2 separate regions of the Homo sapiens genome follow, and region 1 is linked to region 2. Evidence: read pairs that join two places in POLR2A ChIA-PET (ENCODE). Cell type or tissue: PC-9. All regions are shown on one strand. Each heading gives the region's core, and the rest is flanking DNA. Links, peaks and the distances in the headings are about the cores only. Region 1 overlaps APP (amyloid beta precursor protein). Region 2 overlaps APP (amyloid beta precursor protein).

Region 1 (2,818 bases), core at 77-2,576, 48 kb after region 2:
ATTGGAAGACCTTGTTCAGTTAATGTGTGCCTTCCATGAATAGTTGGTATTTGTTCACATCAAATCAAATGACTGTCAGTTCTCGGGGTAAAAAAAGACCAACCTTGACTCAAAAAGCTATATTCCTGCAATAAATATGAACATTTATGTTTAATATACTGCTGTGATTAATTATTTATATCCTAGTGGGAGGTCAAATATTCTTCAGATAGGAAGGGGTATGTAATAAATTTTTTAAATATCTAAAATGACAAAAATAGAGGAAAAACATAATCATCCATCCTATTAAGTCTGTATTCAAAGGATGAACTGATGATTTTAAATTCAAATGTTTCCTTAATTTATAGGTCATGAGAGAATGGGAAGAGGCAGAACGTCAAGCAAAGAACTTGCCTAAAGCTGATAAGAAGGCAGTTATCCAGGTAAAACCTGAACCCATTTCCTACCAAACATCACATGCCAGCAGTCTTTTTAATGAGTGTCTGCAGGTTTACCTTTATCTGCCAGCACCTCACGTGTGATTGTTCATAGTCCCATGAACTTCAGCTGTTCTTAATCATTGTCTAGTAATTGAGTTGTTTAAATCCTGCCTTATATTTGCTCCCAATTATTTCAAGTTATAATTCATTGCCATAAAACTCACATTGTAACTTGCAATCTACTTTTTATTAATAATACATCTTTTCAGTCACCACAATCTTCTGCTGCTTCTCCCTCCAGCAAAAATTATGAGAATTTGAATTTTTGATGGAAACCAGTCTCAAAATTACCTTAAGTAAACCAACAGTTTATTATGGTCAATTACTTGAGGTACTGTTAGTAAGAGAGGGATTTTTTTTTAATATGTAATATAAGAGTTTCAAGAGTGCATATATTTATCCAAAGTTATTAGTCAAATCAGCCTTCAGAGAGCCTATGAAATACTGATTTTCAATGAGAAAGTAGGTTTGATGAGGGTTGGAGAGTGCAAGAAAGTGAAGTAAGCTATAAAACGTAGAATTAGTCAATGTTGGAATGACTATGCAGTCTTTAGGATACTTTTTAGCACTAGAAGAAAATGGAATAGGATGTCTTTTTTAGAAGACTTGAAATTGCTGCTTCATCCTACTTATTCAGTCCCCATGGACATATGTGTTTATGATGGCAGCATTTCCAGGAGAAAGTGGAATCTTTGGAACAGGAAGCAGCCAACGAGAGACAGCAGCTGGTGGAGACACACATGGCCAGAGTGGAAGCCATGCTCAATGACCGCCGCCGCCTGGCCCTGGAGAACTACATCACCGCTCTGCAGGCTGTTCCTCCTCGGGTAGGTCTCGCTGCAGCCGAGTTCACACTTCAGGTCACAGCACAGACAGTAAGGGTGGGGCACTGGGAACTGGAAGCCATACAAAAAGAATGAGGAGAAATGCCTTGAGCACTGTTATTCAGAGGTTCAACCCCTGTCCATTCCATCTTGAAGGTCAAAGGGTCACAGGGCAGCTACCTCCACAAGGTCATCTCTACACAGCAGGTACTCACACTTCCCCACAGAGCAGCCAGACAGGACTCCCAGGGACTCACATTGCAAGCCCTGACTTGATTTAATATTCCTGAGGTGGTGACAATTGATGGCATAGTTCAAGTTCGAACACAAAAGCTGGAAGGATGTCTTCCAGTCCCTTCAGGCTGCTGTAACAGAATACCATAGACTGGGTACCTTATCAGCAACAGAAGTTTATTTCTCACAGTTGCAGAGGCTGAGAAGTCCAAGATCAAGACATCAGCATACTTGGTTGTCTGGTGAAAGTTTGCTTCCTGGTTCATAGAACTTAAATTTTGTTTATCTTTTATTTATTTTATTTTTGTTTTTGTTTGTATTTTGCTGTATCCTCATATGGTGGAATGGGCAAGAGAGCTCTCTGGGCCCTCTTTTATAAGGGTACTAATGTCAATCTTGAAGGCTCTGCCCTCATGCCTAATTGTCTCCCAAAGCTTTCACCCTCAAATAGCATCACACTGTGGCTTAGGTTTCAACATATGAATTGGGGGTGGGAGAGACACAAACATTCAGACCATGGCAAAGGATTTTAGAAGTAACCTTGCCCAGCCCCCTCATCATGTAAGTATAATAATATAACTAAGGTCAAGGAAAGTTGAGATTTGGCTGAGTTGTAAGAATTTTTAGTGGACCAGAAAGAATTAGAACTCAAATTTCCATCTCAGAGCAGTGGCCATATTCTCTGTGGGGAAGCATTTGTCAGTCATGACATTAGCAATGATGAGACTTATTCATGGTTTTCAGTGATCATTGCCCCAAAAAGGCATGTTGAGTGGTACAGGCATAGATGTGTTCACCGGCATTCTGTGGGAGAGCTTACTTGGAATGGAAGGAACTTTCTGAGCATGAGTGTGTAACTTATGTCCACTTGTTCTTTTTTTTTTTTTTTTTTTTTAAATGAGATGGAGTCTCACTCTGTCACCCAGGCTGGAGTGCAGTGGTGCAATCTCAGCTCACTGCAACTTCTGTCTCCTGGGTTTAAGCAATTCTCATGCCTCAGCCTCCCAAGTACCTAGGATTACAGGTGAGCCACGACACCCAGCTAATTTTTGTATTTTAGTAGAGACAGGGTTTCAACATGTTGGCCAGGCTGATCTCGAACTCCTGACCTCAGGTGATCCACCCACCTCGGCCTCCCACAGTGCTGGGATTACAGGCGTGAACCACCATGCCCAGCCATTTGTTCTTTCTGTTTGTCATTGAGCAAGGGATATTGAAAGCTCTGCCTGTGATTGTGGACCGGGCCATTTTTCTAAACAGTGCTATCAGTTTTTATTTTGT
Region 2 (2,818 bases), core at 317-2,816:
TTATTCTTTAGCCACATGCTAAACTTCTTCGGATGTCTTCACTTAATATCCTTACATCATATTTAATCAGAGTTAGAAAGGCGTTCCACTTGGGGGTCATACACATTTTTTTGAAACTTTTATAAACGCCCTTTATACTATTCTTGTATCCTACGTAATCAGAGTCAGGTGTTCCATGGGGATCATACACATCTTTATACAACTTGTGTAACACATGCTTTAAATCCTGAGGTAATCAGAGAATTCCTGCCATTGATGGATTAATCTCTTTACATATCTTTCCCTTTCACTCTCAGCAAAACTACTTATGGCGGTCCTGTTAGACTTTGAAAGCCTTTCAGGTTTATGGAGGAGTCTTCCTTTCTATTGTCGTAGATCATGGAATCATAGTGTTCGCTTGTCTCACGTGTTTGGAATCTGATTTCCTACATAATGCTGTGCTCTCACTACGAGTCCAAGGCTTCCTGTGGCTACAAATCCCGGGTTCCTATCACTTTTCCCAATGATGAGCTTCTCCTTGTTGGCCAGAATCAGCTCTGTGGTAATAATTCCCTTCTGCTTTCTCCCTCTCGCTTTTTTTTTTCCTTCTGGGTACATTATAATGTCAGCATAGCAGCTTTTAATTCTATTACTATGGTACTTCTCGAATAGACCTGTGGTAGTTGCCCCAGAAAGGTTGAAACCCCCTGCCACATCTAGGTCTTTCTCCTGTATTGGTTTTGTGATCTGATCAAGGACATCTATTCCTCTAGTCCTGCTAGGTGGTATACGATAGGCTTTTACTATTAGATATTCAAATGCTGTCAACCATGCCTGCCTTGACAGGTACATGATTTCCACAAGGATTTCCTAATAGGCCTTTTTAATTTTGTTCTAGACATGCCCTTCTTTTGCCATCCAAATTTGCTTATTTTTTACAAACTATGATGCATCAGCATGTAAATGTTTAATACCATAAATATTTCTGATCCTCTTCCCAATTTCACTGAGTTACTGGTTATCTCTTGCCATTATTCTCAGCATATTGCAGTGGATCTCAGAATATTTTCCCCTGACCACCAGCATCAGTATTACCTGGGAATTTGAAATGCACATTCTCAGGCCCCACCAAGGCCTCATGATTCAGAAACTCTGGAGCTGCATTAGAAACTGCCACAGGCACCTGGTGATCTGTGTTGGTTTTTGTTTGTTTTTAAGGAGACAGTGTCTTTGTCTCCCTGGCTGGAATGCAGTGATGCAGTCATAGCTCACAGCAGCCTCGAACTCCTGGGCTCAAGCAATCCTCCCGCCCCAGCCTTCTGAGTAGCTGGAACTACAGGTGCACACCACCATGCCTGGCTGGTTTTTGTTTGTTTTTAAGGAGGCAGTGTCTTTGTCTCCCTAGCTGGAATGCAGTGATGCAGTCATAGCTCACAGCAGCCTCGAACTCCTGGGCTCAAGCAATCCTCCCGCCCCAGCCTTCTGAGTAGCTGGAACTACAGGTGCACACCACCATGCCTGGCTTTTTTTTTTTTTTTTTTTTAATTTTTTTGGAGACAGGGTCTCACCGTGTGGCCCAGGCTGGTCTCAAACTCCTGGCCTCTAGGTTTTTTCCCACCTCAGCCTTCCACAGTGCTGGGATTACAGGCATGAGCCACCACATTTAGCAGGTAGGTGATCTGTGTTTCAATAAGCCTTCCAGGTGATTCTGATGCTCACTGAAATTTGAGAACCACTGAAATATTTGGTTTTCTACAAAACATAAGCAGTTAGTAACCATAGGGTACGCAACTAAATAGTTCCAGCAGGCATCCCTGACCACAGGGCATTGCAGATTTACTTAAGTCAGTTTCATCTTCCACCTGTGTGAGTTCCAGCAGGCATCCCTGACCACAGGGCATTGCAGGTTTACTTAAGTCAGTTTCATCTTCCACCTGTGTGAGTTCCAGCAGGCATCCCTGACCACAGGGCATTGCAGGTTTACTTAAGTCAGTTTCATCTTCCACCTGTGTGAGTTCCAGCAGGCATCCCTGACCACAGGGCATTGCAGGTTTACTTAAGTCAGCTTCATCTTCCACCTGTGTGTCCAGTTTAAGCTCTCAGTTGCAGTTTTTAAACCAATTTCCACCAGCATATACTGAGTATCCGCTACCGTGCAATGCGTTGCGGCTCTTGTATGTGCACTATGAGAAGTAATTCCCATAATACGGCAAACTCAGTTTTGATATCCACCACCCCACTTTTTATAATGGACTACATTTTTCAGAGCAGTTTTAGGTTTACAAAGAATTCAAGCAGAAACTACAAAAAGTTCCCTCTACCTCTCACTTCCCCACTCCCCAACAGTTTCCCCTGGATTAACATTTTGCCTTAGTATGGTACGTTTGAACCAATATCGATACACTATTATTAACCAGTATTCCTGTTTTAACATGAGAGGCGACTTTTTGTGTAGTATAGTCTCTTGGTTTTGACAAATGCTTAATGCTGTGTATCTATTATTACTTATGACAGTATCGTGCAGAGTAGTTTCTAAAAATCCTCTCTACTCCACCTATTCATCCCTTCCCCACTCCCCCTGAACCACTGGCAACCGCTGATCTTTTTATTGTCTCCGTAATTTTCCCTTTTCCAGAATGTCCTGTGGTTAGACTCATGGCATCCCCTTTTAGCAACTGCAGAAACTAAGAACTGTCCCCAAGGATAAAAATTTTTGCAGACCCACTGAGCTGGGATTTATACTTAGACCTGCTGAATTGAAGTTTTGGGTGTGTTTCTTCTCAAATTGCCAAAATTCCATATGGACGACTTTTCTTTTCCTTCCCTGAAATGTGTTTAA

The links. Peaks named below come from ENCODE experiments on the same cell type or tissue, not always from the same donor. Only the 100,000 strongest peaks of a DNase experiment are listed, where the experiment ranks them.
Region 1: POLR2A ChIA-PET joins it to region 2 with 8 read pairs; 4 of 35 experiments call an interaction of 5 or more read pairs at or near these places.

The regions. Positions count from the first base shown.
Region 1 is chr21:25,973,558-25,976,375 of GRCh38, reverse strand. APP (amyloid beta precursor protein) reads left to right here. Exons shown (of 18, transcript NM_000484.4): 10 at 348-422; 11 at 1,148-1,306. Among named protein-coding and RNA genes, the nearest start is that of APP, 200 kb to the left of the region's middle. In PC-9, for the core only: no CTCF peak of the experiment used is centred there; no DNase peak of the experiment used is centred there.
Region 2 is chr21:26,022,078-26,024,895 of GRCh38, reverse strand. The region is part of intron 5 of APP (amyloid beta precursor protein); the gene reads left to right. Among named protein-coding and RNA genes, the nearest start is that of APP, 150 kb to the left of the region's middle. RefSeq lists an enhancer at 1,044-1,543. In PC-9, for the core only: no CTCF peak of the experiment used is centred there; a DNase peak (open chromatin) is centred at 1,745.